2 separate regions of the Homo sapiens genome follow, and region 1 is linked to region 2. The links are chromatin loops, found by intact Hi-C in ENCODE. Cell type or tissue: endothelial cell of umbilical vein. All regions are shown on one strand. Each heading gives the region's core, and the rest is flanking DNA. Links, peaks and the distances in the headings are about the cores only. Region 1 overlaps TLK2 (tousled like kinase 2). Region 2 overlaps MRC2 (mannose receptor C-type 2).

Region 1 (12,335 bases), core at 2,455-10,454, 74 kb after region 2:
GCTCACTCGTCTCTTCCCATCTCTGTCAGGCTGAGGCTCTTGGTAAACAGTCCAGTGGTAATAGAGCCTCGAAGCAAGCCCCCACTGAAATCCCCTAGAGGCCCCTGGAAAGGGTCCCATTAGCCACCCTTTGGTTAGCAGCCAGACCAACAAAGCCCCTGCACTCCACGGCTAGCTTCAGCAGGTCCGACAGGGCCAGGTCCCTTCTGGTGGCTGTGGCTCCACTGCCCCTTGGGACATGTCTTCTTGGTGTGGCATGTTCTGGGATCTCAGTCCTCTGCACACAACAGGCCATGCTGGAGCTGCCTCAGAGGTCCCCCTCTTGGCCTTCCCTCTTGCACAATCCTGTAATCTCTGAAGGATTTAAGGATTTGCCGGCTAAGCTGCTCTCTCGCTCTCAGAACACAGGATACTCCTTCCCCTGAAACAGGGCTGGATTCCCCCTTCTCCAGCAGCTTGAGTAGGTTTCGGCGTTTCCTGCTGGCCTTCCCTCCTACTATCAGTGGCAGGACAGAAGCCCACCCCTTGACATCACCAGCGCAGAGCATGAGGCCAGAGAGCCCACCACTTGCCGGCACCAGGTCCCGCCATGCCGGGCACACAGGAGGTGTGCTCTCGTCTCTTCACCCACCGGCTCAACAAGCACCGACTGCTAGCCCTGTGCTAGCTGCTAGAGAAAGAGAGATGGGCAAACACAGTTGCAGCCCTAGAGGAGCCTCATTTAGTGGGGGAAAATAAACGTTTTGCCATATTCCAGGCAAAGAAGACGCAAGGGCTGAGGAGCACAAAAGTGTGCTGCTCTCGCAGGGACAGAGGTTGGTTCAAGCTTCTAAGGCCCAGTTCTAGTCTCTGTCAAGGGTGAGACTTCCTCCTCCAGCGCGAGACTTCCTCCTCCAGCGCGACATGGTTCCACACTGTGTTCCACTGACTTCTGCTGATGTCTGCAGCTGCCAACTGCTTTTGATCTTGACTTTGGGGCAGAAAGCGGGGAAACATCTGGGAGATTCTCCCTGTGGAGAATCCGGGCCGGTTCCCTACTGCATAAAGATCCTGTGCAGGCTCAGTTGTCAACAGAACATGGTCACAGTCTGTAGGAGTGTTGGGTGTTGTGAGCAGCATGGGACTTTCGAGGAACCCCTCATCAACACCCAGACCTTCATCTGCTTCCAAAGAAGGGCCAGCGTCCTCTGTGCCCACAGCCTCCTCACCATTCCTGTGCCCACAGTTGAACAGCCGTTTATTGAGGGTCAGTATGTGTCAGGCATCAGGCTAGATGCTGGAGACTTAGTGAGGTCTCTGACTTGTCCAGGGGATTTTTGCCAAGATGGTATTCGCTATCGTGGAACTGAAGCTGAGAATGGTTCTCCCCTAGACACTGACCAACTGTCAGCCAGCAACAGGTACTGAGGGTGATATGGTTTGGGATCTGTGTCCCCGCCCAAATCTCATGTCAAATTGTAATCCCCAGTGTTGGAGGTGGGCCCTGGTGGGAGGTGATTGGATCACGGGGGTGGATTTCTCATGAATGGTTTAGCACCATCCTCTTGATGCTGTTCTCATGACAGTGAGTTCTCACGAGAACTGGTCATTTAAAAGTGTGCAGCACCTCTCCACTCTCTGTCTCGCTCCTGCTCCAGCCATGTGAACTGCTGCATCCCTTCCGCCATGATTTTAAGTTTCCTGAGGCCTCCCTAGAAGCTGAGCAGATGCCAGCATCATGCTTCCTGTACAACCTGTGGAACCATGAGCAAATTAAACCTCTTTTCTTTATAATTACCCAGCCTCAGATATTTCTTTTCTTTTTTTTTTTTTTTGAGATCAAGTCTCACTCCATTGCCCAGGCTGGAGTGCAGTGGTGCAATCTTGGCTCACTGCAACCTCCACCTCCTAGGTCCAAGCGATTCTCCTGCCTCAGCCTCCTGAGTAGCTGGGATTACAGGCACGTGCCACCATGCCCAGCTAATTAGTAGAGAGGGGTTTCACCATGTTAGCCAGGCTGGTCTCAAACTCCTGACCTCAGGTGATCCACCTGCTTCAGCCTCCTAAAGTGCTGGGATTACAGGTGTGAGCCACCACACCCGGCCTGGTCTCAGGTATTTCTTTATAGCAATGAGAGAATGGTCTAATCCTGTATTAGCATCACCCCCTGTGGGTCTGCTAATTTCATCAAAACCAGTTTACGCCAGGTGTGGCGGTTCAGGTCTTGTAATCCCAGCTCTTTGGGAAGCCAAGGTGGGAGGATCACTTGAGGCCAGGAGTTAACAATCAGCCTGGGCAACATAGCAAGACCACACTTCTACAAAAATTTTTAAAATTAGCTGGGCGTGGTCATGGTGGTATGCACCTGTAGTCCTAGCTACTTGGGAGGCTAAGACAGGGGAAGTACTTGAGCCCCGGGATTTGAGACTGGAGTGAATCTATAATCACCACTGGACTCCAGCCTGAGCAACAGAGCGAGATCCTGTCTTTAATCAATCAATCAATCAAACAGTTTAGTGGAAGGAGTACAGACTTTGGATCCAGAGAAACCTGAGTTCAAATCCTGACTTCGCCATTTCCCAGCTTTGTAACCTGCAGCAAGTTATTAATGCTTTAACTCTGAGCTCACAATAATTCTTACTTGTAAATGGGGCAACTTGAGATGTTTCCTACCTTGGGAGTTAAATGTTAAGTGTAAAGCAATGGCATGGCCGCTGGATGAATGGGGATGTTCAGGGAATGTGGTCTCCTCCATCTCCCATCTTCCTTTGCCATTTGGACATCAGGGTCCTTACCCTTCACCCTGCCTGTCTCTCCCCTACCCTCCCACCCTACCCTGCCCATGAAATCTGCACATATCAGTTTTATCGGATTGTAACATTGAGTTTTACTTTGCCTGGGAAAACAATACAACATCCCTGCATTTTCTGAACATCTCCATATTTAATTGTGTACAAAAATGGTACCCTAAAGTGTAAAGTAATCTAATAAGAAGCATGCTCACTTTGGCTAATAAATGTGTGTCCATAAACAGCTCGGCATGGGGCAGTGGGGTGAGTCCAGGCCTGGGGAGTGGAGGTGAGTGGAGTTCCGGCTCTGCCATTCACTAGCCACATGTCCTCGAGCAAGTCATTTCCCTTCCCTGAGTCTCAGGTGCCCTGTGAGGTGTAAGTTTTGGTGTCATTACTCACTGTGCTTAGGGATCCTCTGGCATTACTCTCCTCTTCTCTGGTTCTGTGGCTCAGGAGCCTCTCCAGCCAGAGGGTTCCCAGGGGAGCAGAGCACTCCAGCAGGCCAGGTCTACAACAGAAGCTTAGGAAAGAAGAACTCAAGACAGGGAGGGAAAATGCAACTGGATGGCTTGGTAGGGTAGGAGGCTATAAAGAAAGACTTGGGCCGGGTGCGGTGGCTCACGCCTGTCATCCCAGCACTTTGGGAGGCTGAGACGGGCGGATCACAAGGTCAGGAGTTTGAGACCAGCCTGGCCAATATGGTGAAACCCCTTCTCTACTAAAAATACAAAAATTAGCCGGGTGTGGTGGCGGGCGCCTGTAGTCCCAACTACTCAGGAGGCTGAGGCAGAAGAATCACTTGAACCTGGGAGGCAGAGGTTGCAGTGAGCTGAGATTGCGCCACTGTATTCTAGCCTGGGTGACAGAGTGAGACTCTGTCTCAAAAAAAAAAAAAAAAAAAAAAAAGACTTGGCCAGTCCTTGCCTGAGGCAACTAGAAAAGAGGCAGTGACCCCAAAGGGTTCTGTATGACCTGCCCCACCCTGCACCTTCTCCAAGCCAGGGAAGAGGACTGGCCAAATGTGGGGCTGGCCCAAGTGGGTCTCACCCTCTCTTCTCCCTGGCTCCTGCATCTCAAATCCCCGGGGCTCCACTCAGGCAATCCACTCCAAGTCCATCTGGCTACACCCTCGTCTACACCACCAAGGATCCTAGAGGGGACTGGGCTAAAGAGGGAAGGAAGAAGGCAGGCTCAGGATTCAGAAAGACCCATAGTTCAATATCTAGTTCAACCTCTTCCAAGGGTAACTTAAAGGAACTATTTTTTCCCACGCCCACATGACTGGGGAACCTTATAGCTGGTCTGTCTTCTCTTGACTGGTCCACCCCAGCCCTCCTCACCATTCATCCAGCCACAGTTACAACCTGACAAAAATTCTGCCCACTTTCTCTAGGTTCTTTCCCTTCTCCCTTCTGTGGAGAACACCTAGAAGGGCTCCCCGATCCCAGGAAAGCCTCTGAGTTTATATCCACTCACTTCCAACCCAAGGCCTGTATTAGAAGAGGAATCCTTAGGCCAGGCGGGGTGCCTCACGCCTGTAATCCCAGCACTTTGGGAGGCTGAAGCGGGTGGATCACCTGAGGTCAGGAGTTTGAGACCAGCCTGGCCAACATGGTGAAACCCCATCTGTACTAAAAATACAAAAAATTAGCCAGGTGTGGTGGCGGATGCCTATAATCTCAGCTACTCAGGAGGCTGAGGCAGGAGGATCGCTTGAACCCAGGAGGTGGAGGTTGCAGTGAGCCGAGATGGTGCCATTGCACTCCAGCCTGGGCAACAAGAGCAAAACCCTGTCTAAAAAAGAAGAGGGATCCTTTAAAGGGACCCCAAATCCCAGCCTTTTCTCTACCAAGGGCTAAGAGATAGTTACCTCACAGTGTCTTCCAGGAAGCAGGAAGTACAGATTTCCTCTCCATGAACCTAGGAATCTGGACATCGACTCTCACTTGGAGGAGCCACCACGAAAACACTGTGAGCTGCCAGCGGAGTAAGCTCAAAGCGGGAGGGCTCAGGACTGCGAACCCCGGCTGCAGCAGGGGTCACAAAGCAAATGCCTCTCAGATCCTCGCTGGCTCCTGTCTCCACTGGGGAGGCTTGAGTGGGTCAGGAGCAAGCTGGCTAAGGGGAGCTCAGAGAGGGACAGAGGTTGCCCTGAGGCGCCGCAGTAAGGAAAAGAGGGCATCACAGAGCTGAGCTGAAGAACCAGTTGTGCATGAGTGAGATGGAGTCCCCAGAACTTTCTACTGCCCTCCCCAGCTGGGGAGGCGGGGAGGAAAGGGAGTCACTGAGATGGAGCAGGACGCCACTTAGGGCTCTGCTGGGCCTCCTAAGCATGGAAATAAAGGAAAAGTCTTCAGTCCCTTTTAAATGACATCCCAGGCACTTAGCTAGCCTTAAAAAGTCAATGAAGCCGGACACAGTGGCTCACACCTGTAATCCCAACACTTTGGAAGGCCAAGGTGGGGTGATTACTTGAGGTCAGGAGTTGGAGACCAGCCTGAGCAACATAGTGAGACCTGGTCTCTACAAAAATAAAATAGCAATCTGATAAATGTGAAGCTAAGTAACAATCGTCTCACAAGCAAGTCACTCACAAGGTGTTTTGATTCCCCATAGAAACTAAAAGATAACCTCTTAACATATCTTCTTGTGATGTTTCCAGAAACCTCCACCAGATGGAAAATGCCTCTATTACTATACAGACCTTAGATAAGGGGGAGCTGGGGACTGAACTCTGACCACTGTTCTTTGCCACGAGCCAGACCAGTGTATACCCTCCATGTATTTCTTGGTTTAAAATTTTGCCTGCAGCTTCTGCTATCCTGAAATGTAACCCCATCTTTAAAAACTCTTGCTTGTAAGCCACCAGGGAGTTCTGGTCTTTATTTTATTATTATTATTATTTTTGAGACAGCGTCTTGCACTGTTGCCCAGGCTGGAGTGCAATGGTGCAATCTTGGCTCACTGCAACCTCCACCTCCCAGGTTCAGGCAATTCTCCTGCCTCAGCCTCCCAAGTAGCTGGGATTATAGGCGTGCGCCACCACGCCCAGCTAATTTTTGCATTTTTAGTAGAGATGGGGTTTCACCATGTTGGCCAGGCTGGTCTTGAACTCTTGACCTCAGGTGATCCACCTGCCTCAGCCTCCCAAAGTGCTGGGATTCCAGGCATGAGCCACCACACCCAGCCTTAGGGAGTTTGGGTCTTAAGTGCTAGCTGCCTGTTCTTCTTGCTAGGCACCAAACAATAAATATGCTTTTTCCCGCTGCAAATCTCAGCATCAGTGCCTGATTTTACTGCAATGGGCAAGCAGACCCCAGTTCAATTCGGTAACAGTATCACCCTGACTACTCTACAAGGGCCTCCCCTGACCTGAAACCGCAATGCCTCTGAGCCTGTCCCTGCACTGAGGATGAGGCCGAGCCAGGAGTCCAGGCCTCCTCTGAGCCACAGCTGTAGTTGGGCTGGCAGCTCTGCATCTTCATGATGTCACCCGAGATGCTCCACGACCTTTCCCTCTGTCTCCCCAACTCAGGAAGGACAGGCAGGGTGAGGTTTCCTCTAGTCTCAGTACTTGAGCCTTCTAAGCAAGGCCCAGTCCCTGCCAACAGCCTTCTATGGCTCTCACTGATCCTGGCCCAGCGGAAGGCCAGGCTTTGCAGATGCAGAGCCTCCCCGATCCATCCCTTCCCGCCCAGGCCTCTGGCGGAATAGAGCCTGGACCAGAACAGGAGCCAGGAGGCTTCATCCAGCTGGCCCACCACCTCCACCCTGTCCCAGGAGGCTGGCCCCACCTCCCTCAGCGGAGCAGCAAGTAGGAGACAGGGGCACCTGGGAAGCACTGCAATGTTTTCCAGCTGTTTAGTGGGTGGTGACCAGCATTTTCAAAGTGCAGTAAAACACTAAATGTCACAGTGCACTGCACATGAGTTAAGCCCTGTGCTGGGGGATATGTTCTGGTTGAGATGTTAAGATGTTAGTCTGCTCACCTGACTGAGGAACTGCATCTGACACACTGCCCAGAGCTCCTCTTGGGTCTCACACCTAAGTTGCCTCACCCCACCTGTCTGGCTCTACGTCCCCTTCAGAGGCACTGGCGTTCAGCTGGTCCCAGGCTTCCCGAGGGGCAGCTCATGCTGCAACAACACGATACGGTGTTTGGAGCAAGGGAGAGATGCACAAGGCGCTGTGAGAGCCCAGAGGAAGGCTGGAGGTGACGCCTAAGCTGAGTTCTCCAAGATGCTCAGGCGGCCAAAGCGATGGAACGGCACTGGCAGAGGCCAGGATGTGTGAGATCATAGGGGCCCTGCAGTGACACACATTGTTTGTGAAGCTTCTAAGACCCTTTGCTGCTATGTTCCCCTCCTCAGCCTAGTGAACTCTGCTCCTCTCTCAAGGCCCAGCTCCGTGCCCTCTCTCCATCCCCAGGGTCTCATCTCGCTCTTACGCAACTCCCCACCTCCCAGCTCCCACTCAGCTTCTCAGCTGTAAGCTTCCTTAAGGCAGGAGCCAAGCTGAGGGGCCTTTTTATCACCCACAAATCCTGGCCCAGTGCATTAACAGAACGGCCCAACAGGTGTGTCTGAGTGGATGCATGAAGTTCATAGATGCAGCAGTTGTAGCTCAGAGTGGGAGTGCTTGGCTCAAGGTCACACAGCAAGTTGTGGAGTTGTGGCGTGAGCGCAGTCCTCACTCAGGGCTGTACTATGACCTTGTTCTACGATGCCAAAGCTGGGCACTTTTGTCCAGCTGACGTGGCAGAGAATGCCGGAGGAGGGGTATTGGTGTGAAGGTTGTGGGGAGGGTTGAGAGGGTTGCAGATGCAAAGGAGCAAGGCCTTCCTGGATGTGCTGCCCAGAGGCAAGCCCTGCTCTTAGGGCATGTGAGCCAGGCTAAAGGGCTCACGTCTGACACTATGACAAGCCAAGACCCCCACTGGGGGACATCTATGTCCTCTGGACATCTCTCCTGGGGCCACTGTGACATGGAAGTGGCCACCAGCCTCACCCTCTGTTTTATCCCACAACCCCTTTATGCCTTACAGCAACCTTAAGGAAGCCAAGGCAGAGGGTCCCATTCTCACTTACCCAATTAGGACACTCCGGAGCAGGAAGATGCAGTTTCTAGGGGCAGGACAGGCTTATGGCTTCCTAATCTATGAGCATGACAGGAGCAGAGAGGGCTTAGGGAATAGGCAGCACTGACATTCTGCAAAGCCACGCCTCCATTTTCCCATCTAAGTTCACTTCCAGCCCAGGACTGCAGAGCCAGTCTGCTGCCCACACTGGCTGAGTCTCCAAGTATATTTCTTCTGAGGGCCATAAGCCATGAGGCAGGGGAGGGACAAAGTGAAGGGAGTCTGGCGGAGGGGAGCCGAAGTGCAGCCCTTACCCACAGCAGCCTCTGCCCAAAAGATGGCACTCATAGAATCCAGCTCACCCAATGTTCAAGCCTGTAGGCCCTTCCTCCCCAGTCACTCCTGCTCCACCCACTGCTCGTACCAAACCTCTCTAGGCCTAAGTTTCCACATGTAAAATCAGAGAGTGGCTGGGCGTAGTGCCACAATGCCTGTAATCCCAGCAATTCAGAAGGCTGAGGTGGAAGGATCACTTGAGTCCAGGAGTTCAACACCAGCCTGGGCAACATAACAAGAGCCTGCCTCCACAACAACAACAAAAAAAAAAAATGGAAAAGAAGGAAAAAACCCATCAAGTTGCCCCTACCTTGCATATGGCTAGGTTGTGAAGCAACACAGCCGCGAAACTTCTTTGCAAAGCACAAGTGCTAGAGCCCCTTCTCTCTGCTATCGACCTCTGCTCCCTCTCCAAGCAGCTTTCAGGGTGAAAAGCCTTGGATGACACATGGGGAAGCCACCACAGCTGCAGGCTGCTTGCAAGGCTGAGGACAGCACAGCTCTCTAGCTGGGCACTTCCCTCCACACCCAGGAGTCAGTCAGTCAGCCAGCCAGCTGCTCTCTGACCCCCTCACCACGGGGTCTTCTGCCCAGCGCCTCACACATGTACACACACACCCCTTTGCTGACTCCAGCCTGTCTCACACCCCTGCTGGGCTCCCCCAGCACAATAGCCCTCTTGTATTCCCTGCCCCCACCAGGTCCCAGACCTGCTCCCAGGCCTGCCTGTTTTTCCAGCCTCTGGCAGGTTCCCCCTACCCAACCACAGAACTCAACAGCAACCTGAGTCTCTAGCCACTCCCCACCGCTTTAACCCTCCTCCTCTTCCTGGGACCTCTTCTCTCCCAGCTTTCCAAAGAGCTGCAATCCAGCCCTGGCCCTCCTCACCCCTCCCTCATCCAGTGGGCCAGGGTGGACTCATAAGCAGACCCAGGTCTTAGCCAGCTCCTTCTGCAGCCCTGGACCCCTCAGGTGAAAGGAAAATGTTATAAATAGTTGTTTTATATTTTAAGAGAAGGCCAAGGGTGAGAAGCTTTGCCCGAACGAGTGAATGTTTCTTCAGTGTATTGTTAGGTACTTGTGCAAGGGATATGTTGTAGGGGCCCTCCAGGTGCTCCCCATAAAGGCAACTATGTGGCCGGGCGCGGTGGCTCACGCCTGTAATCCCAGCACTTTGGGAGGCTGAGGCGGGCGGATCACGAGGTCAGGAGATCGAGACCATCCTGGCTAACACGGTGAAACCCCGTCTCTACTAAAAATACAAAAAATTAGCTGGGCGTGGTAGCGGGCGCCTGTAGTCCCAGCTACTCTGGAGGCTGAGGCAGGAGAATGGCGTGACCCGGGAGGCGGAGCTTGCAGTGAGCCGAGATCGCGCCACTGCACTCCAGCCTGGGCGACAGAGCAAGACTCCATCTCAAAAAAAAAAAAAAAAAAAAAAAAAAAGGCAACTATGTATGACATCATACGCTGTCGGACAGCCGACAGCGTTGGAGTTTTTTCCTAGTGTAGAAAATAACAGTCCTGTCTTCCAAGTGGGTGAGTTCAGAAGAGGCCTCATAGCCACCCTCTCTAATGACCCCACCCTTATTGCAGTAGTTGGCTGGCAGGAAGGGTGGCAGGACTGGTACCCTTCAGTGTTCATCCCGCCTGGGAGTCAGGTAGCCTACAGTGGCGTTCTCAAACTGGAGCCTGCATCAGCAACACCTGGAGGATGAAACAGCCTGTTAGGCACCCCCCCCTTCTCTTTCGGACGCAGTAGGAATGGGTGGGACCTGAGAGTATGCATTTCTATAAGCTCCCGGGTGATGCTGACGCTGCTGGACACCTTTGTCCATAGAGATGCTTCTCCCAGGTTCAGCCAAAAGCAGTTTTGGAGCCAGGGGAAGAGGAGATTGCTGGCCTTGTAAGATAGAGGTTGATACTGAACCTCAAGCCAAAGGGGCAGTCTCTTCAAAGGTCTGCATGTGGTATGTGGTGAGTAGAAGGCTCTGAACCTCACACTAGTGAACTTGGGGTTCCACTACTAGATCTTGTGATCTTTTTTTAAACCACATTTTTTGATTCCCCTCTTATGAGCAAGCCAGGCACTTTACATATCTTATCTCTACTCCTTACTCCCACAGTGCAAGGAGATATTTCTGAAGCTTGCAGAGGTGGGGTCTAAACCCAAACCTAAAGTCTAGGCTCTTAACCCTTCTGTGATTCTGCCTTAAGAAATGAGGCAGATAGCTTCGGCAATGAGAATGATGGAAGGAGGGAAATAGAACCCTTTTTTAGATAGCTGACATGTACAGGTCTGCCACAGAAGTGGGGACATACAGCTCTTCCTGGTGAGTCTCCATCTAAAGCTGCCCATCTCACACTGCACGAGCCCAGTTCCTTCCCTCCTGGGCCCTTACTCTCGGACTGCTGACTCCTAGATTGCCAGGCGTTCCCTGTCCTGTTCACTGCTGTATTCCCACCAACAAGCATCATTCCTGGCACACTTGAAGGTACCAAAGGTGTTGCATGAATCAACACATTCCCATGCCTGCAATGCCCTGAGACTCAGCCTGTTGCCAGGATTCTCCCAATCTGCACCCTAGGTGGTCAGGTCCCTGTGTGAAGCTGGAGAACTAGAGTCAAATCAAGAGGCTGGGAAATTTGCTTCTTAAAACTTATTTTAATATCCTTCTTCCCTCCCCCACCCCATTGGGAAAAGGCTAAAACAATCTGGATGGGTTTAATTACAAATTAATACATACTGTCATTGTGTAAAGTAAATCAACATTGTGGCAACAAGGGACTATTCTTGGAAAAAGTGAAACCCATATTAACAAAATATGTCATGGAAGAACCCCACTTAGTGATTTCACTGGCTGCTTGAAAGACAGTCAATGGAAAGGTCAATGTTCTGCATGTTCTCTGGGGCTTGTCCATGCCTCGGAAGAAGGTCTTGCCCGGACTCAGCCAAGCCTAGTTAGCTCCAAACAGGCCCTAGACCAAAAAAGCAAGGGAAGAGGGCATCCTTTCAATAGGACAAGGGTAGAAAGGGCAGATTGAAAGATAAAATCCTGCAGCTTCACTTAAAAGCCCACGGGGAAAAAAAAGGCAGGAAGTTACTGGGAAGGCTTAAAGAAAGACGCAGCATTTTTTCAACGTTAAAAAAATGTTAAAAAATTAAAAAACAAACAAATCAACTGCAAGATCATTGGAGAGGAAGAAAAAAGGAATAGAACTTCATTGTTTTCAGTGAGTTTGAACACGGTCTCAGCTTCATCCATGTCTTCATTATGCAGACACCATCCTCTCAGCACTGTGCTCGACCTGTGAGACCCTTTGCTTAGCAGCTTGGAGGAAATGTTTTTTTAAAAAAGGTACTATACACACATACATAAATGCACACGTTTATATGTGCATGTGTATATACATATAAATTGTAATAAAGTAGTTTTAGAAAGCTGGGGGTACCAAGGCCTCTGGGGTTGACTTCCTTGCATTCAGAATTCCACAGGACGATACCTACCCATGAACTTCTCTCCAATTTGAAACACTCCATCTTCCCTTAAGATCGCCTGATACTGAGGAGACTGAGGCAGGTCCACAAAACAAACGAAGGTCCTAGAAAATGTGTCATCAGTGACACTGTTCACATGTGAAAGGAACACTAGAGTCATGAGTTATTTGAGAGCTCTCTACCCTTTCTGACTCCCCCTCCCTGCCCAGACAACTCACAGGCCGGAATACTACATCTTTAAATATTTCTGGCTAAGCCCTCGCCACATATGTCAGTAACATTCCAAGCTGGCGACCACATGTTCAGGCTCTTGGCTCCCTCCCTCTCTACTGAGGAGTGCTCTGCTGTTTCAAGGGCACGGTGGGGCCACCCGTCTCCCATTTCAGCTCCATCTTCAGTTGATCATACATCTCAGAAACAACCAAATTAAAAAAGAAAATTGGTGCCAAAAGAATGTTCATATTTGAAACATCTATTTCTCCTTTTTTTTTTTTTTTTTTTTCTGAGACAGAGTCTCATTCTGTTGCCTAGGCTGGATTGCAGTGGTGCCATCTCGGCTCACTGCAACCTCCGCCTCCTGGGTTCCAGAAATTCTCCTGCCTCAGCCTCCCGGGTAGCTGGGACTAGAGGCACACGCCACCACGCCAGGCTAATT
Region 2 (11,794 bases), core at 3,665-11,664:
CCTGGGCCCCCATGGGCTGGGGCAGGCTGGATGGTGGCTGCCCCTGTAGGTACCCACTTAGGACCCAACTGGGGTGTGGACTCCACACTTTTTTTCCTGATTGCATCTTAGGGCCCAAAGACCAAGTCAGGACTTGGGGTGGAAGGTCAGAGGGTTAGTGAGAAAATTGTGTGTGCGAGTGTGTTTGAGTACGTGTGTGTGTGTGTGTGTTTTTGTTTAAAAAAAATTGTTTTTTAAGCCAAAAAACAATAAAAGAGCTGGACATGGTGGCTCACACCTGTAATCCCAGCACTTTGGGAAGCCGAGGAGGATGGATCACTTGAGGTCAGGAATTGGAGGCCAGCCTGGCCAACGTGGCAAAACCCTGTCTCTACTAAAAATACCAAAAAAAAAAAAAAAATTAGCTGGGCGTGGTGGTGGACATCTGTAGTCCCAGCTACTTGGGAGGCTGAGGCATGAGATTCACTTGAACCCCTGCAGTAAGCTGAGATCGCACCACTGCACTCCAGCCTGGGCAACAAAGCAAGACTCCACCTCAAAAATAAATAAATAAAAATAAAAGGGCCAGTTATGGTGGCTCATGCCTATAAGCTCAGCACTTTGGGAGGCCAAGGCAGGTAGACCGCTTGAGCCCAGAAGTTTGAAATCAGCCTGGGCCATAGCGAGACCCTGTCTCTACAAAAAAAATTTAAAAATTTGCCATGTGTAGTGGCATACCCTCGTGGGCCCAGCTACTCGGGAGGCTGAGGTAGGAGGATCGCACGAGCCTAGGGGGTCAAGGTTGCAGTGAGCCATGATCGCACCACTGTACTGCAGCCTTGTAGACAAGGCTACAAGACCCTGTCACAAATAATAATAATAATAATAAAAGATGGAGGGGACAAACTACGGTACATGCAAAAATGTTATGCTAAGTGAGAAAAGCCAGACACCAAACACTACATAGTATATGATTCATTTTACACAATTTCTAGAAAAGGCAAAACTAGAGAGACAGCAAGCAGATCAGTAGTTGCTGGGGGCTGGGAAAGGAGCAGGGATTGACTGCAAATAGGGTCCAGGGGACTATTGGGGGTGAGTGAGGTGTTATAAAGCTGCTTTGTGGCAATATTTACACAACTGGATAAATTTGCTAAAGCTCATTGCCTCTATAGATTTTCTAAAAAATGGAGGGAGGGACAGAGAAAGGGCAGAGAGAGGAGAACGAGAGAGAAAGATGAAATGAGGAGGCGGCACTTCTCCCCCCTGCCTTTAAGACTTCTCAGACTAGGAGAGGCCCCTGCTTCCCCGACTCACCCTCTCCTAGGGGTCTCAAAGGATGAGATTTTTGCGGCAAAGGGGTGCCCTGAGCTGAATTAAGGAGTCAATAGGGTTTTAGGAAGGCCAGGCTTGACTCACCTTAAAATCTGGTCCCACTCTTCCGATATGTTCCAGTTAAAGTGATGCAACTCTTGAAAACCAACCAGTAGGTTCGCTGGGCACAGTGGCTCACGCCTGTAATCCCAGCACTGGGAGGCAGAGGTGGGTGGATCACCTGAGGTCGGGAGTTCTAGACCAGCCTGACCAACATGGCGAAAACCCAACTCTACTAAACACAAAAAGAATTAGCCAGGCATAGTGGCACATGCCTGTAAACCCAGCTACTTGGGAGGCCGAGGCAAGAGAATTGCTTGAACCCAGGAGGCGGAGGTTGCAGTGAGCCGAGATTGCGCCATCGCACTCCAGCTTGGGCAACACAGCGAAACTCCATCTCAAAAAAAAAAAAAGAAAGAAAACCAGTAGTAGTTTCAACCAGGCAGCCTAGACCCAAGATCAAAGTTAAGAGCCATTCGAGTCGAAAATATCTCCATGATTTAAATAAAATTCCTAAAACCTCAAGTTCCTCCACTCACAAAAATGGCCTCAAACTCTATGAGAAAATGAGCCTTTTGAACTAAACTTTAAGGTTGACTAAAGATTTGTCCAGGATCCAGTACTGAGGAATGTATAAGAAGGGACAGTGCACGTCTAAAAATAAGTTTTTGTAGAGAGCGGAATGGAATTTGAGGTGGCCGTGTAAACATCCTGACAGCTTGAATCCACAGTAGGATGTGACAGTGTTTGAGGCAGCTGAGGAGACCATCACAGGTTTACATCAGAAAATCAGGTTTTTGAAAAACTGTACTCTTTTTTTTTTTTTTTTTTTTTTTTGAGATGGAGTCTCGCTCTGTCATCAGGCTGGAGTGCAGTGGCATGATCTCAGCTCACTGCAACCTCTGTCTCCTGGGTTCAAGCGATTCTCATGCCTCAGCCACCCGAGTAGCTGGGATTACAGGCATTCGCCACCATACCCAGCTAATTTTTGTGTTTTTAGTAGAGACAGGGTTTCACCATGTTGGCCAGGATGGTCTCGATCTCCTGACCTCATGATCCGCCCACCTCAGCCTCCCAAAGTGCTGGGATTACAGGCGTAAACCACGGCGCCCGGCCAAAACTGTTTCAGGGATTTACCCAACCAGGAATGCTTCCCATGAGGTCCAGGGTGGGGTAGACATTGAGGAGCTGGGGACTACCCACACTATCAATTTGATTTCCTGGCAGGAGTCTGCCTGCCATATGGGGCTTTTCATGGCTTGAGATTCCAAGAGGACAGCCTCATTTATTAAAAGGCAGTGATGAGGCCAGGTGCGGTGGCTCACGCCTATAGTCCTAGCACTTTGGGAGGCCGAGGTGGGCGGATCACTTGAGGTCAGGAGTTCATGACCAGCCTGGCCAACATGGTCAAACCTGGTCTCTACTAAAAATAAAAAAATAATTAGCCAAGCCTGGTGGAGGGTGCCTGTAGTCTCAGCTACTCAGGAGGCTGACGCAGGAGAATCGCTGAAGCCCGGGAGGCAGTGAGCTGAGATCGCGCCACTGCACTCCAGCCTGGGTGACAGAGCAAGACTCCGTCTCAGAAAAATAAAAAATAAAAATAAATAATGCTAAAATATAAAATAAAGCATCCCCAATGGTATAAATGTCTAATACGTCAACCGAGCCCCACTTTATTTCTATGCATTGTACCCCACAGCCCAGGAGACCCAGGTGTCCCTCCGCCACTGCTTTGGGAAGGGAGGCCGTGGAGGCTCAGAAGGAAAGAGGTCATTCTTAGCCCTCAAGTCTCAAAATAGCCCTAAAACTCTCCAGAGATGAGAGGTTGGGACAAAGTTCTTTAGTCCCCAGGCCTGACTACAAGATCTCGAGGGGCTCTCTGTAGCCCTGTTGCCCACCCCACAACACGTTTTCCAGTGCAGGGAGGAGAGGTGGCATGGCAAGTTCTTCACCTTTGTGCCTTAGCTTTCTCATCTGTAAGAGGGGGACAGTAGCACCTACCTTATGTTGTATTGGGAAGATTAAGTGAGTTAATACGTGTTAAGCAGTTAGAACAGGGCGTGTACATAGTAAATAATACCTATTTTGTTATTATCATTGTCATGGAGGAATAGTGGGTCAGAGGCAGTGTTCTGAGCCCCCTGCAGCCCCAGTATGAGGAAAGACACCATCCAAGGTTCCCCAAGTCCCTGAGGGAGATGCAGAAGGGCAGGACACCCCTGCATAAGCCAGCGGGGACATAAATGACCGGGAACCAGATGTCCCTCCCCCAGCTGTGAAACCTGGACGCTCCATAGGACCTTAGAGGCACCTGGAAATATAGGCGAAAATCCCAACTGCACTAGAAAACCTTAACTGACCAGGATTTCCCTGAAATGGCTATAACTAAAGCTCTGCCATCAGCCGATGCAAGGAGACAGTTAAGGTTCTGCACTCCTCACTGTGTGGCCTTGAACCTCAGCGCCCCCAGCGTGTCCACCTCCAGCAGGAAAGGCCTGCCCACCGCTCCTCCTCCTCCCCTTTCTCCAGCGCTGGCATCCCGCCTGCTTGTCTGGCCAAGGAAGGATTGAAATCTGTCCCTCAAATGGTGCTGGTTCTGGTGGGAGTGAAGCCTGCAGGCTTTCCCCGGGGCCTCTTGGCAGTCCCAGCCCCGAAGATAAAGAAAATCAGGCCTGTCCGGAACATCTCGGTACTTTCATCTGGTGCTGGTCTTTCACAGCCCCCTTCATTTCCCTGCTGTCCTTTGCCCGCCCTCCCTCCCTCCAGCCTGCCTTCCTCCGGGTCCTCCCTCAAGTCGCAATTCTTTGCCTTGTGCCTGCAATGGACTCAAGCCCTGGTGCTCGAGGCGGCTTGGCCGGGCTCAGGTGGCTCCGTTCCAGGAGAGCCATGTGGTGTGGCTGGCGGCTCCTCACCCCTGCGGCCTCACAGGGCTGCCCACTGGGCCAGGCCAGCTCTGCCAGCACACCTTCGAGGAGGCCATCTCTGGCGCGACAAGAAGCGGTTGAGAGAATGCTGTTCTCTGGAGAGCAGCCGCATTCTCCCATTCATTCACGGATCCAGGTGGCCAGAGCGGGGCGGGTTAACCCTGCAAGTGAAGGCTGGGCCTAGCGCCTGGCATACAGTGCTGATTGCCCAGGCCTGCCAGGATAGGCTTGGGGGCATCTGCCACCCAGCAAAGAGCCTGGTATGTAGAGGAGGTACTTGATGTATTGAAATGAAATGAGCAGAAAGGAAGGAGACTGCCACCAGGGCTATCCTGAGCCAGAGGGTGAGTGGCCGGCATCCAGAGCCTGCCTCCTGCCCCTTCAGAGAGATGCAGGAGCCTCCCTTAGTCATCTCTGGGCAGGCTTAGAACGAGGTCTAGGGGTAGCCTCCAGGCACCCGTGACGCTGTCTGAAATGCTTGCAGGTGGGTGCAGGGCCCTGGGGAGACTCGTCACCTGAGCAAGGCAGAGAGACGTGAGGAGAGCAGGCACCAGCCACTGACGAGGGCAGCTCTGGCCACTGGGGTCCTCCGTCCCTCCGCTGCTCCCTCCCACCCCTCAAGCTAGTGATCCGGACCTCACTCCTTGACCTTTCTTCTCTCCCGAGGTTAGAGTCACTAGGGTCTTGGGGGGCCTCTCCCCCAATGTTTCTTGTGGTGTTGTGTCTGGAGTTGGTTCCTTCCAGTGGGTTCGTGGTCTCACTGACCTCAAGAATGAAGCCTCGGACCTTCACGGTGAGTGTTACAGCTCTTTTTTTTTGTTTTTGAGACAGAGTCTCGCTCTGTCGCCCAGGCTGGAGTGCAGTGGCACAATCTCGGCTCACTGCAAGCTCCGCCTCCTGGGTTCACGCCATTCTCCTGCCTCAGCCTCCCGAGTAGCTGGGACTACAGACGCCTGTCACCACGCCCAGTTAATTTTTTGTATTTTTAATAGAGATGGGGTTTCACCATGTTAGCCAGGATAGTCTTGATCTCCTGACCTCATGATCTGCCTGTCTCGGCCTCCCAAAGTGCTGGGATTACAGGCGTGAGCCACCATGCCTGGCCTAGTGTTACAGCTCTTAAAAGTGGCACGGACCCAAAGAGTGAGGAGCAGCAGCAAGATTTATTGTGAAGAGTGAAAGAACAAAGCTTCCACAGTATGGAAGAGGACCTGAGCGGGTTGCTGCTAGGGGTGGGGTGGGTGGGGAGGACACAGCTTTTATTCCCTTATTTGTCCCCGCCCATGTCCTGCTGATTGGTCCATTTTACAGAGTGCTGATTGGTCCATTTTACAAACCTCTAGCCAGGTACAGAGTGCTGATTAGTGCATTTTTACAGAGCACTGATTGGTGCATTTTACAAACCTCTAGCTAGCTACAGAGCACCAATTGGTGCATTTTTACAGAGCACTGATTTTACAAACCTCTTGTAAGAAAAGTTCTCCAAGTCCCCACTCAACCTAGGAAGTCCAGCTGGCTTCACCTCTCACTGTGGGCAGTGGCAGGGCACTTAACTCACAAAGGGAGCTGTTTGGGCTGCAGGGCTAGATAGCAACTCACTCCAGGGTGAACCTCCCACAGGACTGGGACTCCCTCCCCTGAGTGATTAGGCGCCTTCCATGGGTCCTGCTGTTGCTGGGGCGGCACAGAGAGGATTGCTGGAGGGGGTCCCCTGGGCTCCACCGTAGTCCTGGACTCAGGCCAGCAGCTCATGGGCTCTCCCTAGGGCTCCTGTCTCAGGAAACAGCACCCCATTCACCCTGCAGTCCAGGCGGGAAGCTTGGAGTGCTTCCTGACTCCCACTGCCTTTCCCCAGGCAGATCCCATCCCCAGCAAGGGCATCCGCCATCCCTTCAGTCCAATCTGGCGTTCATTTGCTTTCACAAAGAAACACTGGAAAGACAGGAAACTGACAGGGCAGGAGGGTATAGGCTGGAGGGCGACGGGCAGGGGCAGGACTTGCGCAACATCTATCTTGGGATATCATTTAGGTATCCCACGCAATGCAGACTGCGTGACTGCATTGTCTATTCATAAAAGTGGAAACTTATTTTAAATATCATGAACAGGGCAAAACACACACACACGCACGCGCGCGCACACACACACACACACACACACACACACACACAGAATCTGACCACTACTGCAGTCCTGATCCCAACAAACCACCGTCTTGTTGTGCCTGAATTATTACAAGAGCTTCCGCACCAGCCTTCCTGCTTTCACTCCCCCGTTTCCCATCCATTGTCTATTTCTCAACTCCTAGCCAGAATGATCTTGTTAAAAGGTCAGCCTGATTAGCCATTCCCATTGACTTCCCACTATCCTGAAAATAATGCTACATTCTACCACTGCCTTCAGGGCCTTGGACAATCTGGCCCTGCCTGACTCATCTCAGCCTCAGCCCACCTCGCCTCCCTGCTGGTCCCCTAAAGCACCAGGGATGCCCCCCTAGCCCTGGCCCAGATATTTGCATTGCTCACTCCGCCACCTCCTTCAGGCTGCAGTCAATCTCACTCCCTCTAGTGAGACCCTCCCCAGACACACAGGCCACATTAGCAGCTTCCCCCTGCCTCGCCCGATTGGCGTTGGTTAACCTTCCTTTGTTGGCATCTCCAGCTCAAATACCGGCTGAATGAACAAGCAGGTGAGTAAAGGTCCTGCCGTCCATTCTGCCTTCTGTGGTTTCAGAGCCCAGGCTCCCTAAGGACACATGTGAACTTTCAGGCTGTTAGAGGGCAGGTATGATGGCTGCCTTGGAAGGACGGTGATGTGGAGCCCCCACCCAGGGCCGGCCTGGACACATCAAGTGCTCCCCTGGAGCCGCAGCCCAGAAACGGCAGTAACGCCTAGCGCTTGCAGAGCCCAGAGGCACTGTTCTAAGTGCTCTGCACAGATGAGCTCCCTTGATCCTCACATATCCTTAAAACAACCCTAGGAGGTGGGTCCGGTTCTCCCCACTGTGCACATGTTGAGAGGTGTGCTAAGTTGCCCAAGCTTGCACGGCTGGCTGCTCAGCAGCAGATGGCCTGGCTCCTGAGTTCTCACCCACATTCAAGCCCCCAGGAACAGAGAGAGGGAGGCGCAGGCCCAGAGGGGTGAGCTCCTAAAGATCGGGGGTGAGAGTGTCCCCTAGAGGCCCAGAGACAGACGCAAAATGGCCAGCTGCAGAAAACACCTGTGGTGCAAGCTCCAAAACAACAGTTATCTCCGAAGGGACAGACGTGAAGAAGCAGGCTCACCACAGGACAAGGCAGAACCTTCTCTTTCAAGCCTCTTAAAGGTGTTTTATTTGTTTGCTTTTCTTTTTTCCTTTTTTTTTAAAAACAATAATGGCACATTTAAAAAATCAACTACAGAGAAAGGGCCATGTCTTCGAGTCCATGTTCACATTGTCCCACGCTGTCGCACCAGGATGGGCCGCATACTTTGTCCTGGCTGGGACTGTGGCCTCTTGGAAGGGTACTGGGCCACTCCAGGGCTCGGGTGCTGCTCCTCCTGGATCCACTAGAGGGTGAACTCTGGGCCCTCCCAGACTCCTGCTCCTCTGGGGCCCCCAGGACTCTGGCAACCCTTCCCCTTGCTCCAAACCAGAGCCAGGAGCTGGAGATGTTAGGGAACTTATTTTGGTCCCCACAGGGGACTCTTCCAGGGGCAGAGCCCTCCCCCGCCCGGCAGGAGATGACATCCCAGCCCGGCCCAGCTCCCACCCTGGGAGGTTGGGGTGTCTCTCCCCAGTCTTATCTCCAGCCCAGCAGACACCACACCCGTGCCCTGGTTCTCAGGCCCAACCCACCTAGGCCCCTCCTGCCACGCCCCACAGCCACCCCAGCAGGCACAGGAGTGATGGATGCTCAGCCCCCTCAGCTGACCCTCATCAGGAACAAGAGGGCTCCCCAATCCCCAGGGCCCGGCTCAGAAGGAAGGGGTGGGAGAGAAGGGGCGAGAGGGAGCAGGGTGAGGGGCACAGAGCTGAGGCTGCCAGGTGGGAAGAGAGACACAACAGATCTGCCCGAGGGGACAGGGGAGGCTCCTCGGGCTCTGCAAAGAAGGGGGTCCTGGGGCGCGGATCAACAGGCCTGGGCCGGGGGCTCTGGGGAGAAAGAGGCTCTCGTTCCCCCTCCCATCCTACCTCTGGTTCCTGTGGGGGCACAGGACCAGGTGACAAGACCTCAGGCCCCCCCAGAAAGGGAAACGCCACGCTGCACTCAGCTGGGTCTCAGCCCAGCCCTTGTGGGAGGGTGGCACCCCACCAGCCCAGGCTCTGCCCAGCTCCGGCTCCCAACAGCGACTCCCAAGGGCACCCTTCCATAGGCCAACTGGACAGGCAGCTGGTGGGGGGCCAGACTGACCCAGGGCCCCAGCTCCCCAGCTCCTCCCGCCCTGGCCCTGCCCACGCGCCTGGCTCTATTCTTGTTGCTCATTCATTTCCATGTCTGACACCAGGATGTTCTTCTCAGTGGCCTCGGTGGGGCTGGAGCTGCTGCGGCTGTAGCGGGCACCCTCAAAGGCCCCGCGCTCGATGCTCTGGCGCCTCCGGTAAAGGATGAGGGCTGCGGTCAGCAAGGCCAGGAGCAGCAGCACCGCCATCAGCACCACCACCAGGGCCGCTGGGTTCTCTGGAAGCGCTGCCAAGGCGAGTGGGCGTGAAAGGCCAAGTGGGCGTTAGGCCCAGCAGTGCTTCCTGCCTGCCCACCTGGGGGCATTGCCTTTCACTCACCTGATGGGGAGAAGCTGCTCTGCTCAGCTGTGGGCAAGAGGAGGGGGCCAGTTAATAATAGCAGTGATCATCGTAATAATCACTTAAGTAAACATACAAAGCACACAGGCCTGGGCCGGGAGGTCTGGGGAGAAAGAGGCTCTAGTTCCCCCTCCCATCCTACCTCTGGTTACTGTGGGGGCACAGGCCCAAGAGACAAGACTTCAGGTTCCCCCAGAAAGGGAAAACGCCATGCTGCACTCAGCTAGGTCTCAGCCCAGCCCTCGTGGGAGGCCTGGGTGTCAGCCCCTTCCCTAACTCACCTCATCTTTACTAGCTTCACTAGCACTCTAGGAGGTCGGGACTTTTTTTTTTTTTTTTTTTTTTTGGAGACAGGGTCTTGCTGTGTTGCCCAGGCTGGAATGCAGTGGTGCGATCTCGGCTCACTGCAGCCTCCACCTCCACGGTTGAAGCAATTCACATGCCTCAGCCTCCTAAGTAGCTGGGACTACAGGCATGTGCTACCACGCCCAGCTAATTTTTGTACTTTTTGGTAGAGACGGGGTTTCACCATGTTGGCCAGGCTGGTCTTGAACCCCTGACCTCAAGTGATCCGCCCACCTCAGCCTCCCAAAGTGCTGGGATTACAGGCATGAGCCACCACATCAGTCTGGAACTACTATTATTCCCATTTTACATACGAGGAAACTGAGGCCACAGACTCTGCCCAAGGTCACACCACTGATAAGTGACATGGCCAGGACTTGAACTCTGTCCATGCCCTTGACCACTACAAAGTGACAGGGGGTTGCTGACCCCCGAGCCTTGTGGTCTAGTTTGGATGATAAGTTTCAGGTCCAGTCCATCCCACTGACTAATTTATCCCGGGGGTCCCAGCTGCCCGCAGTCCGTTCTGTTCAGGCCTTCCCATCGGCTGTGCCCCCTGCAGTTGTGAAGCAGCCCCCAGCCCCAGCCCAGGACCAGCGGCACGGGGTGGAAGGAGGCTGAGCGTGGGCCTGCCCGGCGCTCACCACGAGGAAGCTTGCAGACGACACCCATGGTGATGTTGGTGCAAGCGCCGGGGCGCCATAGCCCGCTGTTGCTCTGAATCCAGTAGCAGCTGTTGTGGCTCAGCATGCTGGGGCCCAAGCCCGGGGGCCCCCAGTTGGAGTAGTTCACAGCTGTGTTGTCCTGCCAGACCAGAGTGCCTCCTGCAGGAAAGAAGGCACTGAGGGAGCAGGGACAAGGTGGGGCAGGAGTAGGTGGAGGAGAGCAGGTGTGTTCTAGAACCGACTCCCTGTCCCCCGACAAGCCCCAGGACAAGGCTCAGGGCAAAGTGGAGGGCAGCCCCTTACAGCCTGAGGCTTGACCTCTCCACCCCACACACAGGGCACCCACCTTTGGGGTTGAAGTTCATGCCCAGCCAGGCGCCCCGACTCTGGCCCTCATAGCTCTGCAGGTGCTCCCAGACAAACACATTCTCCATCTCATCCAGGATAGACAGGACGGCCCCACCCGCTGGATGCAAAGAAGGCCCACGTCAGGGCGGATGGGTCTCCGGGGGGGGCAGAGTCCCCCAGAGCTGCTCCAGCCCTCTTCTCTGCAGCCTGAGTAGAGGATGGTGTGGAGTCTGTGGATTCATGTGTGTGTGTGTGCACATGTGCAAGTGTGTGGGGGGGCAGCATATGCACATATAGTGTCATGTATGGTCTCCACATGTGAGAGCACGAGGGCATCTTGTGTAAGTGCTGCCTATGGGTAGAGAGCAGTGTGGGGATGTACTCATGGGTCTGAGTGCCCACGAGAGGAGGTGCCACCTGCCCGCCATGTGTGGGCTCTGGCCTGGTCACCCACCTCTCTGGCAGCGCTGTCGCGCCTCCTTGTGGCCCAGCAGCAGCTCCATGTGGAAAGAATAGCAGTGCTCCCGGAAGGGAATCCACGCGGAGTCTGCCAGTCCCTGGGGACAGCTGCCATGGTAGCTTATTCTTCGGGGAGGAGGGGGCCCTGTGGGGGTACAGGATTAAGAAGTGGCTCAGCACCCTCCCCGGGGCCACCGACAGCTTGCCCATGCCCCCGCCCTGGCAGGTGGGCACTCACCACTGCTAACCCCACACACAGCCCCCTGCAGCTTGGTGTCACAGCTGGTGGTGCGCCAGGCCCCGTCCACATCTACGTAGGTACAGCCCCCCGGCTGCTGCGGCTCCCCGTCCTGCCAGCCCACGTAGTTCAGCGGCTCCTCTGAGACCCAGGAGTACCGCCGAGAGCCCTGGGCATGGGGGGCCATGGGGTGGGAGGAAGGGAATAGTCAGGATAGGGTGCGGATAAGGCGGGGGCAGGAAGGGGCAGGGAGGGGAACCCGGGCAAGGCTGGGGCCCAGGGCAAAAGTGTCGGGAGCCCACCTCCTCGCCAGCCAGCCCAATCCAGAGCGGCGTGCGCAGCCCTCGGGCAGCCTGCGTGAGGAAGGCCTGGGTGTAGGGGTCGGGCACGTAGGCCAGGCTGGCATTGCGGCTCTCACACAGCAGGAGGGCATCGTGCCAGCGCAGCGGCTTCTGAAGCAGCCGGAAGGTGCCGTTGAGGTAGGAGAGCTCAGTGCCCGGGGCGGGGGGCAGCGCTGCTGGGGACGGGCTCAGGGAGGGGTCTACAGGGAAGGGGTCAGGGTTCAGGCTGGGCTCTGCTTCCCTCACCCCGTTCCCAGGCACAAGGCCAGGAGAAGGCCGCACACCAGGCAAAGACCCGGTCTCCACCAGACTCGGCGCTTGGCCCAGACCAAGGCTTG

What was found. A loop is a pair of places that touch in the nucleus more often than their neighbours do. Peaks named below come from ENCODE experiments on the same cell type or tissue, not always from the same donor. Only the 100,000 strongest peaks of a DNase experiment are listed, where the experiment ranks them.
Region 1: a loop joins it to region 2, with 15 times the contacts of the local background. A loop is called at or near these places in 3 of 110 quality-filtered maps.

Annotation. Positions count from the first base shown.
Region 1 is chr17:62,613,973-62,626,307 of GRCh38, reverse strand. TLK2 (tousled like kinase 2) reads right to left here. Exons shown (of 22, transcript NM_006852.6): 22 at 10,827-12,335. Among named protein-coding and RNA genes, the nearest start is that of MRC2, 7.5 kb to the left of the region's middle. RefSeq lists enhancers at 1-412, 413-913, 6,935-7,446. In endothelial cell of umbilical vein, for the core only: no CTCF peak of the experiment used is centred there; no DNase peak of the experiment used is centred there.
Region 2 is chr17:62,689,384-62,701,177 of GRCh38, reverse strand. MRC2 (mannose receptor C-type 2) reads right to left here. Exons shown (of 30, transcript NM_006039.5): 24 at 11,418-11,656; 25 at 11,116-11,284; 26 at 10,873-11,022; 27 at 10,417-10,536; 28 at 10,050-10,229; 29 at 9,040-9,066; 30 at 7,581-8,947. The coding sequence ends at 8,727. Among named protein-coding and RNA genes, the nearest start is that of MARCHF10-AS1, 11 kb to the left of the region's middle. RefSeq lists enhancers at 7,915-8,576, 8,577-9,238. In endothelial cell of umbilical vein, for the core only: a CTCF peak has its summit at 7,834 (motif pointing right); DNase peaks (open chromatin) are centred at 6,257 and 6,617; H3K27ac peaks cover 1,419 bases.